3 separate regions of the Homo sapiens genome follow, and regions 1 and 2 are each linked to region 3. A link is a contact called in ENCODE Hi-C or POLR2A ChIA-PET data. All regions are on one chromosome and are shown on one strand. The core of a region is the stretch at or near the end of the contact, and the rest is flanking DNA. Distances in the headings are between cores, read along the strand shown. Region 1 holds the start of BOD1 (biorientation of chromosomes in cell division 1). Region 2 holds the start of CPEB4 (cytoplasmic polyadenylation element binding protein 4). Region 3 holds the start of PANK3 (pantothenate kinase 3).

Region 1 (4,169 bases), core at 887-3,386, 5.0 Mb before region 3:
ATCTCCTGCTAGAATGCTCCTTCTTTTCTGAAGATTATGGCTACACATAATCCTACCCACGCACTCTGTGATGCTATCCCACAGCTTTAGGAAACAGACAGGAATTTATACATTCTCTTTGAGCTAAGAACTATCGTGCTAAGAGCTGGAGACACAGTGATGAACAAGTCGTGGTCCCCATTCTAAATATTACACCCTATCAGGGGACTCAGGTGGCCAATTTGTCTGTAAATCATTCACTTCCAATTATAATAATTGCTACAAAAAATGAGGCTTTGAGTTTCTGTAGCATGGAGGAAATATCTCATTGGATCTAGGGGTCAGAAGAATTTTCCCTGAGGAAGGAGAGTAAGATGTGGGGTGCCAAAAATGGAGAAGGGACTAGTCAGAGTGATCAAGGGCTTGCAGAAGAAAGAACCTGGGGCTGAGGCAGCCTGAACTGGGCTTCTCCTGGGGTTAAAGGTGAGTGATCAGTGTAGAGTCAACCAGTAGGAACAGACATTAGGTAATCTCAAGGATGGTGAGCTATTAAGAGAGAATGTTTGTCATTAACTGACCCATTGTGAATGATTGAGCTGGTGTTAGAGGATGAGTATAATCCAACACCTGAATGTTTCTTTTGAGGGTTAATTTAAACTCTCTTGGACAGGTGTGGTGGCTCACACCTGTAATCCCAGCACTTTGGGAGGCTGAGGCGGGTAGATCACTTGAGGTCAGGAATTCAAGACCAGCCTGGCCAACATGGTGAAACCCCCATCTCTACTAAAAATACTAAAATTAGCCAGGTATGGTGGCATGCGCCTGTAATCCCAGCTACTCGGGAGGCTGAGGCAGGAGAATTGCTTGAACCCAGGAGGTGGAGGCTGCAGTGAGCCAAGATTGCACCACTGCACTCCAGCCTGGGCGATAGAGTGAGACTCTGTCTCAAAAAAAAAAAAGAAAAAAAAATTAAACTGTCTTGAGTACTAAATATTGGTGTGGAGAACATCCTGGATCTTTGCCAATTCTGCATCTTCGCAGGAGCCAAGGATATTGCAGAATTTGCTATTTACATCCCCTCTGCTGCTTGTGTAAGATGAGGAAACAACAATAGCAGACATAATTGCTGAGGTTGGGAGGGGGAGCTGAGCTAACAATAGGCAAAAGATGAAGGGAAGAGAGGATAATGGTGGCAGCTATAGGATTCCAATGGTGAATTGTGGCTACTTAAAAAAATCAGGATATAAAGCCTTACCTATTGTGGGATACCAACTAGCTCTCAGGATACCTCAGGCTAAAATGCAAGATTTAGATCCTCAAAACCTGGGTTCAAATCCTACTTTTCTACCTCTAGGTATGTGATTAGGTTAACAAACTTTCTTCTGCCTCCATTTCTACGTCTGTAAATAGCAATAATAGTAGTATGTATCTGCTTTTTTAAATTATCGTGAAGAAGTGCGTGGAAAGTGCATAGCATCACGCCTGACACTTTTCAATTATTCAATATTGGCTTATGATTGACAATATTTAATATTTGGGAGGAAATCCACACACATATAAGACAGACTTAAGGAAAACTTTTATTTTCTTCTTCACACTTTTCCGTTATTTTCCAATTTTCTAAAATGAGTATGCATTGCTATTAAAACCAAAAGGAGGGAAACTCACAAATTTCTGAACAATAGAAGTTTGACTGTTCCACTGTTTCCGGAATTTCCCGGAACATGTTGTTCAAGAAGGACGTGGGAGTGCATGCTGAAGCACAGATTGCTAGGTCTCGACCCGTAAATACTGGATAAAAATCTTTAAGAAATAATTCTGGTAATCTATACTTTTAATCAGCTCCACAGATGACTGTTATAATCGGGCACTGCTGGGACGTGTTGATTGAATGGGAAGTGAGCAGAGAGTGGGCGGGGAAGGCCTGGCGGGGAAGGCCTGGCGGGTTGCAGCGATCACGAGGCCTGCGCCTACAGTTCCCATATTACCCCGCGAAATCGCGACGAGCAAGCACGAACCCTGCCGGGAGTTGTAGTTTCTCTCGGCTAGGCCGCTGCCTATAAAGAACGCCGGAGATGGCCACAGAAAACTTCCCGCCCCACAATGCAAAGGTCAACGTTGACGCCATCTGGGGTGCGCCTGGAATCGAGCAGGCCGTTTCTGCCGCGTCCACCACAACCTCTGCTGTATCAGAGGGGGCCTTCGCCGCCGCCGCCCCCACCACCGCCCCTGCCGCCATCGCCACCTCCGCCGCTGCCGCCTTGGGGCCCTCCTCCTTCACCGCCCCCTTCACCACCTCTACACGTTCTAGGCCTTCTGTCCTGGAGAAGAAGCTATAGTCGTTCTCCCTTGTGGGCCCGGGGCGCAGCCATGGCGGACGGCGGCGGCGGCGGGGGAACTGGCGCGGTGGGCGGCGGCGGAACTAGCCAGGCCTCTGCCGGGGCAGCGACTGGCGCTACTGGGGCCAGCGGGGGCGGTGGCCCCATCAACCCGGCCTCGCTGCCTCCCGGCGACCCGCAGCTCATCGCTCTCATCGTGGAGCAGCTCAAGAGCCGGGGCCTTTTTGACAGCTTCCGCCGGGACTGCCTGGCCGACGTGGACACCAAGGTAGCTGCGGCCGCCTGGGCGTTGGGGAGCGGGGCTGCACGTGAGGCCGCCGGGTGGCAGCTTTGATTTTCGAAAGCCGAGAGCAAAACAAAAGATAGCTTAGAAATCTCAGCGGTGAGGTCTTACACCGCTTGGGGCAGTACGGAGAGCTTTCTGAGCGATGCACACGTGGGTTCCTGCCTGATACATTTACTACTAGTTGTGATTTTACCCAGTCCCTTCTCCGAACTTGGGGTTTCAATGTGGGTTTTAGAGCCTAGACCGTATCATTCCCAAGATGGAACTCCTCTGAGGCCCTTAATAACAAACTTCGAAACCAAGTAGATAAGCAAGCGTGCTTTAGAATTTCCACCTGTTCCGTACTCACCACTGAGAAGCTGGCATTAAACACAATGATTTGAACACACAGTCATCACCATTTTATAGCTGTTTATTCCTTTTCTCTAGCTCATTGTTTTGCAGACTAGTACGGCGTTGAATTAAGATAAATTGTAGAAACAGCACCCTTATTTTGCACTTCATCATTGATAAAAGGAGATTTGGTGCCTAGTTGAGATCCTAATGCCATTGGTCAGTCCCACCAGTAAAACGCTATTTCACTTTACCTACTCGTCAGGGTGGTTTGGATTCAATGAAATAATGGGTGTTAAGTATCAGACATACAGTAGTTGCTGGAATGTTCATTTTCTTCCTTTTCAAAACTTGTCTAGCCACGACTGTGGTTGTAGGTTAGGAGACCCTGTCACTGGACTCCTGCAGGGTAGTGATTTCTCCTACCAGAGCCTGTCATGGAAACATTTTGCTTACCTCACAGCAAGATTGTGAGCTTAGAATTAGACCTTAAGATAGGGAAAAACGTAGTCTGTTTATTCGTTGAACGTTTATTGGCCTCTAGTTGCCAAGCTGTGCGATTACAGGAATAAGTCACTACCCCATCCTCAAAACTTATAGTCTAGGTTAGAAAACTGACATGTAAATAAACCAGGTGGTAAATACGGATGTAGAGAGAGAAAGTGGTATACACTGTTCCTTCTCCAAGATGAAAAGCCCAACTAGAAGTCTGTCCTTGAAACAAAGTAATTTAATACATATACATCCCAGATCTGTATTGACAGAGCTTTCACCTTTCCTAGGACAAGTTCTCCATTCATATTTCTTATATTCCGTTAGGTTTTGTGTGTGATTTTAAAACAAAAGCGACTACAGTAGCCCGCCCCATCCAAGGTTTTGCTTTCTGCGGTTTCATTTACCCAATTGTTGCGGTATGGAAGTACTTGTGTTCAGGTAACCCCTATTTTACTTCATAATGGCCCTCAAAGACATTCATGCGTAGTGTATATAGGGTTCAGTACTACCTGAGGTTTCAGGCACCCACTGGGGATCTTGGAACGTATCCCCTGAGGGGGGAGGGGACTACCCTCTTGAGCGGCTGGTGAGGGAGAGTGGTTGGAACCTTCCCATGTACAGCTCCTTAGCTGTTCCTTCTGAGAATTCCAGGTTGTTTTAGTTCTTGAAGATAGTGTTTTTTCAGGCATATCTTATCTGAGACCTTTGTTGCTTCAGCCCAGTGGTTCTCAAAGCGT
Region 2 (3,791 bases), core at 698-3,197, 5.3 Mb before region 3:
TTGCATCTTCATTGATTATTGTAGAGGAGGAAGGCGCTATCGCTGCTGACCAGTTACTGAAACCAGTAAGAGACGATGCGCTAGATGTCAAGGGTTGGGTTGAAGTACCTAGCCCAGTGGCTTCTTGATAATCAAACCCTGTCAACACTGGAGATTCGATCCTTATTTTCTCCTTCCCATTGCCATTTTCCGAAGAATTGTCCCCTTGATTTTCTTCTGATTTTGCCTTCTCTGTTTCAGGCAGTATTCCAGCTTCCTGACCTGGACTTGGGGAAAGCTGCTGCTTTTCTAAGGGGTCTTGCTGTTCCTGTTGCTGACTTTTTGCTTTTTCTGACCCCAAGATCTCATCCTGAATGTTATGGGTAGCTGGAGCAGGAAAAAGCCAAGCTGACCCAGCACTGCTGCCATTGGCAGCTGTGTTATTATTTATAAAAGCAGCAGGGCTGGGGGTGGCATTTTGGTGATGGTGTGGAGGCTGCAGATGTGGATGGAATCTGACTGGAAAAGCAGATTTATTCCCAGTATTGCTTTGCACTAGCACTCCAAACCCGTAATCCCCCATTTATTATCTTTAGGAGCAGAATCTCACAATAAAAAATGACAACCTGATGTCTCACGCCTTTTTTTTCCTCTACCCCAAATTTAAGTTGTTTGCTTGCTTGCTTGAAATGTCTTATTTATAGCTAGCTCAAAGATCGCAGCTTATCACCTTAAATTGTTCTGATTTGGAATTCTGGTCTCTGAAAGAAAAAACAACTCTTAAAAAAATCTCTTAAAACATTGACTTGGATCCAATTGGGCTTATTTTTAGGAGGGAATAAAAATGAAGAGGGTAAAAATCAAGTCTTTGGTTAGTAAAATAGGCGCTTTCTTTTTCCAAAGGAAAATGTACATGAATGACAAAAACAGAGCTTCTCAAGCATCTATGGATGTAGAAGAATAAGCCTTGCGCGGAGTAAAAATATAGATATATATAATTTAACAATCACATATGGTTTTCCTCAGCAGTTTAGATTCACTCACATAAAAATTAGAATAGGACTAAGAGGGGAATACGTTCTTTTCTTGGCAGCTTGGTTAAAAAAAAATCAGGAATAATTTAAGAACATTATATATTATATATTTATATATATAGATTATATTAGGTTATCTGGGGTGGGAAGTGAATTCCTGGTTTCGGGAGAGGAAATCAGCATTGACTAATGGAAAGATGATTGCAGGGAGGTTTCTGCTGTTCCTGGTCCTGTTTTCTGCTCTTTCGCAGGGTGCAGTTTTGGCCTCTGGGGCTGTTCCTGAGGCTCCGGGTGCAGATCTTGCTGCGGTCGCTGTTCCTGGGCTCCCCGCGGCTTCCTCTCCCCCATGAAAGGGGTTGGAAACACCCGTTTCTCCCTCTTGCGGGGGTCGCGATCAGGAGGGATTAGCGAGACTCGACGAGGGTGAGCGGGCGGCCTGGGGGTGCGGGGACCGAGGGGGCGACCTGGAAGGTCCTGCGGTTTCTGCCTCTTCCCCTCTCTGCGGCTCCGGGGTTTTTTTCCCTCATGGGACCCAGGGGCGGTTTGTTCAGTTCCCTCAGTTCGATTCTCCGCAGAGAGGGAAAAAAGAGGAAAAAAAGGAAAAACCCACTACCGTAGTTATTTTAAAGGAGAAGGGCCTCCCCCCTCGGCTTTCTCTCTCTTTTCCCCCAGAATTTTTTTTTAAACTATAATTTAGAAGGCTTTTGTTTCTCCTCACGGTTGCTGGGCCGTCGCCGCCGTCGCCGCTTTACCCTGGTCCCGCAGTCCCCGCTGTCGTTGTTGAGGACTCCTCCTGGTTCTTCTTTTTCTTTCCTTCTTCCTCCTCTTCCTCCTCTGCTGTCGCCGCTGCTGCCGCCGCCGCCGCCGCCACCGCCTCCCGGTGCCCGGGTCCCGCAGCCGCGGCTGAGTCCTTCTCCTCAGGACCGAGCCGAGTGAAATGACAACCAGCTGGAAAGACCCAGAGACACTTCCGGTTCGAAGAGGGAGGGGTGGGGGTAGCACTCATTCCCCACCTACCTGCCGGAAGACCAATCATCTGTTAGAACTCAGGCGAGGCCACGCCCCCTCGCTTCAGAGCTACTCCCAGGAAGGTCGAAAAGTTACCTCCAGAGACGCCTCTTCCGTCTGCGCCTCGCCTAGTGAGGCCCGGCGCCTGGAACCCGCTTCCCCCACCCAGAGTGAGCGCAGCAGGTCGCCATCTTTTGTGTGGGCAAGGGACTCCTTTGATATTTCTCTTCCCTAACTGGGCTTTGCAGGAGGAGCAATAGGGACGTGTCAAGGAGAACGGATTCCTCGCTCACGAAGGCATACGGTCAAGGTGTTGGAGATCGAAGTGGCGGCCCGTGAAACCGCGGATGAATGAGAAGGGTGCCCACAGTAAAGGTGGTGCTCCAAGCATCACGTGCTCTGGCCCGAGCTCCGCCCCAGAGGGATCTGGAAGGGGAGGCGGGTCTTGCCAGCAGCTGTGCGGTGCCTAGAACTGCGTTTGCCCTTGCCCAGAATGTAGACCTCACGAGGGACTCTCCCTTAACCTTCCATTCGCTCACCCGCACCTCCCACTCTCCCATTCTGCTAGGCTCGCATCTGGTGCAGTCTCCCAGGTGCAGAGATGCAGCTGAGGCGTCTGTGGCTATGCCCCCGTATCATCCCGATCTAGTACACCTTACACGCAATACCAGAGGGAAAATTCCAAAACTAAAATTTTATCTTGACCCTCACATGCTCCGATTTCTTCTATGGTTGCCCATTATTTCGAAGATAAAGGCCAAACTTGTTAGTCTGGTATTCAAGCCTTTCTACCTAATGGGTGGTATATCTTAGTGCCTCTTCCCCCTCCAAACACACTCTCAATGCCTTTTTACATGTCCTTTCCACTCTTCTCCTTTGGTAAATTCCTATTTATTTCTAGGAATCAGTTCAAAAGCCACCAACAGCATCTTCTGAATTCTCTCTTATAAGCGTCCACGGCCCTGTGTACCTCTCGTGCTTGTTTCTCACACTATATTGTGATGGTTTATGTCTTCCAGACCTGTGCTGGACCGTGGGCTCTTTCAGGAGCAGACATTGTAGATAGGAGACATCAGTGAATGAATCCTGAAAACGTGAATGAACAAACCAGCAACAATGAAGTCTTCCCTGAGTGACAGCCCCCCAACCCACTGCCACCCCTTCCACCCGTCACCCACCCCCCACCCCTCACTCCTGTTTCCAAGTCTGAATTAATTATTTCCTTCCTTTTGCCATTTGGTTTGGAGCTCACATATCAGACTTTTCATTATGTTTGGTACTCAAGGGCTTTAATGTCCTGTTTATCTTTGTACATTCCCAACGCTATGACCACCATCAGGGCTTAGGATAATGCTTTGCTCTCAGCACAGCTTTAAATATGTTAAATAAGTGAGTATTTTCCTTTAGCAGGAAGAAAAATGAACAAAGAAATCAGGGTAGAGCCAGAAGTAACTGGCACAACTAGAGGGAAAAAAAAGATACCAAGATTAATGAAAAATAGTATGAACAAAGGTGGCTTCCATTTCATTTCCATAGCCTTCCTCTAATGGTCTCAACTTCTGCCTCAGTCTGTCAATCCTCCATCACTTCCGTGTAGAACACCTGAGGGCCTTCAATCGGTGATTTTATTCTCTTTCATTGTGCCATGAGCATGAGTCTTGTCTCTGTAACTCTACTATGGATTCTTTGAGCATAGAGATTGGGTCTTACCTGCTGTTTATTCCCTACAACTGGACATGCCTGGAAACTTAGCTGGTTCCGTCAGGTGTC
Region 3 (3,575 bases), core at 336-2,835:
CGCTCTGGTAAATGCCTCTGACACAGTTGCTATTCACAAACTCTATCACATACAGCCTCAAATTCCTGGGCCTCCCACCTTAGTCTCCCAAATAGCCGGGACTGCAGACACACACCACTGCGCCCAGCAAGTTTTTTTAGTTTTTAATCATTGTATTTCAAAAAGTAGTTGGGAGGATTAAATTTAAATTTTAAAAGTAAGGCACTTTGCAAAGTGTCAGCCCTTGGTATGTACTCAATAAATGGTAGCTTGTGTCCTCTCCTGTCCTTCTTCACATCCCTTGGCTTATCATCTGCAAGAAGGGGCAGTAAGGCTCTTTGGTAAGCGGGTTTCTTTGACTGGAATGCCCAATCCTCTACTGCCAACCCTCTATCCATCTATTGTAAAAACTACAGAATTCCTGGCCATCTAACTGGGCAACAAAAGTGAAGGCCAAGAGAAGATACCCAATGCCATCTTCTCCCATTCCAGCTGGAGGACTAAGACTCTAGGAGGCAAGGGGAAAGGGTGTCCTGGCTTTACTGTGAGAACTGGAGCAACTAAATTTTCTTCTCTGGGAGTCAGTTTTCCCTTTAGAAGGAGAGAGCTGGGCTGGAGGGCCCCAGGGGAATATGGATCGGTGGCAAAAAGAATGCTCAGCAAGCAATTTAACTCCTCAGACCGTGCCCCATCTTCAAAATGAGTGACAATAAAATGAATAATTGCACGTGGTCCACAAGGCCCCTGAATTTAAGTAAATCACACAAAGTGCTTAGCAGAGTCCCATGAACATAACGCGTTCCATAGATGTTACCTCTATTCCTGCTATTGTCATCATTCCGACCCTAACATTCAAGGTGTCTCTATTAAGCAAAAGGATTCCTTTGTGAATAATTTTAATCCGCCAATGTACTCAAGGGTCTATCTTAAGCACAGCTCTAGAGCCCTGATTGTAGCGCTTTCCATGGCCTGACGACCAGCTTTCCTGTCTCAAGGGGAAATCTGAGAATGGCCGAACAGCCATGACAGTCCTCTCGAAGAGTTCATTCCCCCTTCTCTCCGCGACCTGCTGAGGTCTGAGCCCGACTTCCCCAGCACGCCCATCTCAGTCACCATTGGTCGCCTCCTCGCTGGCGTGACTAAGACCCAGCCCTCTTCTCGCTGGGACCACTCTGAGGCGATCTGCGGAAGCTGAGGGGCCTCGGAGGAGGGGCCGCGATGCATCTCGGGCTTTGTAGTCCACCTGCACAACTACAGCCAGAGAGCGGGGCCTCACGAACCGGAGAACTACAATCCCCAGCAGCCGGGCGGAAGCGGAGCGAGGGGGGGCTCGCGTCACGTGGGCGTTCGGCCTGGGCGGGCTATTTCTCAGTGCGGCGGCGGCGGCGGTGGCGGCGGCTCCGGGGACCGGGGCCTTTTGTTTGGAGCGGCTGCGGGGGGGCCCCGGAGCGGCGAGGCCGGCGGCCTTCCCCAGCTTGCTCGGTCCCGGCCACCCCTCGCGGGGGTGGGGGGCCGCCCCCTGGGCCGGGCATCTCCTCAGGCGCCGCCGCCCCGCCCTAGGCCGGCCCCGCCCGGCCTGAGGGGAGGAACCGGCCGGGCCTCGCCGCGCGGCCCAGCCACCTCCGGAGTCGCCGCCTCTGCTCTCAGTGCCCCGGATCGGAGGCCGTCCATCGCCCCTCGGGCCGACGCCATGAAGATCAAAGATGCCAAGAAACCCTGTAAGACGGGGGCTGGGGCCCGCCAGGTTGGGAGGGCACCCTTGGGCCCCGTCTGAAAGCCCCTTGGCTGGGCGGTCGGCTTCCAAGCCCGTCGCTCCTCGCCGGCGCTTCGTCCGGTATGGGGGCGGAGGGACCATTTGAGCCACGAGTTCGAGGCTTCCGTCCTCCCCATCCCCCTATTCATGCATGGTGAATGCCTGCCGCCCCCTAGCCTTTCCTCCCACTTTCTCTTCGAGATCTGGGAGGTGCCAGAGGGAATTTCTGATTCTGATTTTTGTCAAACCAGACTAGTCTCCTCTCCCAGCTCCCCCTGAATTCAGGTTGAAAAGAGGCGGTCGCGGCTGTCAGGTTGCGCTGGCGGCTTTTAGCACCTGTTTTTAGGGATTTCCGGGCTTCCTGCTTGTGTCCTTGAAATGCCGGTGGGTTCCTGGGAGTTGTCACTGTTGTTACAGTTGGAGCTTTCAAACGTACGTGCATGCAGTCTGCCAGTGTGTAATTGCTTTGGCTTGTTTTTGTTTAGAATATCAACTAGTTCATGTTTGTTTTAGAAAACGCAGATAAACAAGAAAGATAAAGTCACCCGTATTCCCCGCACCCGGAGCGAACCGCTATTAATATTATGGTGAATACCCGTAGATATTTTTCTATGCATGTACTTAAATTCTGACTATGCTTTTAGAAAGGTCGACTTTCATTTGCTTCCTTTTATGTTTAGTCTTTTAAAAACCTTTTATTCCAGTAATTGACTTATTTAATCACCCAGCCATTGTGATTGTCACTCTTTTTAAGTATAGCCTCCCAGAAGGACTAGGAACGTGGGGATTCATGCTCATCTTAGAGTCGTATTGATACTTTTGCTGTTTTTACAGTGTTTCATGTGATCTCTTTAACTGTTAAGAAATCCACAACTATAAAACAGGGCGCTGACACCTTCCCTGCCCGCCTATCGGGGTTCCTGTAAAACTCACCTGAGAGGCAACAAGCCAAAACCCTGTGAAAACTACAAATTCCTATATAACTGTAAGGTAATTTGGTCTTAACTTCACAGGTGAGGAAATTGAACTTAGCCCCAGAGTAACTTTTCCAAGCATGTACCAACCATGTGCTATGTGGTTCATAACTCTAAGGGGACTGACTCATAATACAGTGTTCTTTCTCTTGCACCCATAGAGCATTGTCTAAGTACTTTATCTGGTAGTTTCATCTGTTAATTAAAATTTTTAAAAAATTATTTATAACTGAATAGATCCTGTCATAGTTGTTCAAGAAATCTATAAAATAGTGATGTGAAGGCTTAAATGAAAAGTAATATAGAGAGACTTTAAATTTTCATTTGCTGAATTAAACTAATGCATCTTGAACAGGTGCAGTAATTAGAACACTTGGACATTTTCCCTCACGCATACGTTTTCTCTGCTTCTCTTAGAATTTCCATTTGGTGAACAGTGTATGACCAACTCAAATTCTGACTCTTGTGGTGGTGATTATTTTCTTTTGTCATGATAGTGATTTGATTACTTAGATTTGAACAAACTAATAATCAGGTATGAGTACTACCTCCTTCAAAGGTGTTTTAGGAGAGATTATAAAGATTATTATGAGAAGTTTATAAAATAGGGCTAGGCACGGTGGGTCACACCTGAAATCCCAGCACTTTGAGAGGCCGAGGCGGGAGAATCGCTGGAGGCCAGGAGTTCGAGACCAACCTGGGCACCATAGTGAGACCTCATCTCTACAAATAAATAAATAAAAAGATTAGCCGGGCATGGTGGCACACGCCTGTAGTCCCAGCCAAAGACTTAAAAATACACATTAGGTTGAGAAATTAGAGAATACCCCCTGTTTTTCCCCAAATAAGTTGATTATTACAACATTGTG

What was found. Hi-C counts contacts between places; a loop is a spot of excess contacts on that map. ChIA-PET counts read pairs that join two places held with the same protein, here RNA polymerase II (POLR2A). Pooled maps may share reads with other maps.
Region 1: a loop to region 3 is called in a map of CD8-positive, alpha-beta T cell, with 9 times the contacts of the local background. The contact joins the promoter of BOD1 here to the promoter of PANK3 in region 3. A Hi-C loop is called at or near these places in 2 of 168 maps with a recorded cell type or tissue (CD4-positive, alpha-beta memory T cell and CD8-positive, alpha-beta T cell) and 13 of 50 pooled maps.
Region 2: a loop to region 3 is called in a map of CD8-positive, alpha-beta T cell, with 32 times the contacts of the local background. The contact joins the promoter of CPEB4 here to the promoter of PANK3 in region 3. A Hi-C loop is called at or near these places in 3 of 168 maps with a recorded cell type or tissue (CD4-positive, alpha-beta T cell and CD8-positive, alpha-beta T cell) and 10 of 50 pooled maps. POLR2A ChIA-PET finds 5 or more read pairs at or near these places in 1 of 52 experiments (T-cell).

What each region holds. Positions count from the first base shown.
Region 1 is chr5:173,614,617-173,618,785 of GRCh38, reverse strand. BOD1 (biorientation of chromosomes in cell division 1) reads left to right here and starts at 2,136. Exons shown (of 4, transcript NM_138369.3): 1 at 2,136-2,586. The coding sequence starts at 2,350. RefSeq lists enhancers at 1,860-1,939, 1,960-2,219 and silencers at 2,200-2,269, 2,280-2,329.
Region 2 is chr5:173,886,505-173,890,295 of GRCh38, reverse strand. CPEB4 (cytoplasmic polyadenylation element binding protein 4) reads right to left here and starts at 1,947. Exons shown (of 10, transcript NM_030627.4): 1 at 1-1,947. The coding sequence starts at 562. RefSeq lists enhancers at 1-176, 2,201-2,440.
Region 3 is chr5:168,577,378-168,580,952 of GRCh38, reverse strand. It overlaps PANK3 (pantothenate kinase 3), which reads left to right and starts at 1,585. Exons shown (of 7, transcript NM_024594.4): 1 at 1,585-1,697. The coding sequence starts at 1,670. RefSeq lists a silencer at 1,308-1,637 and enhancers at 1,154-1,697, 1,788-1,857.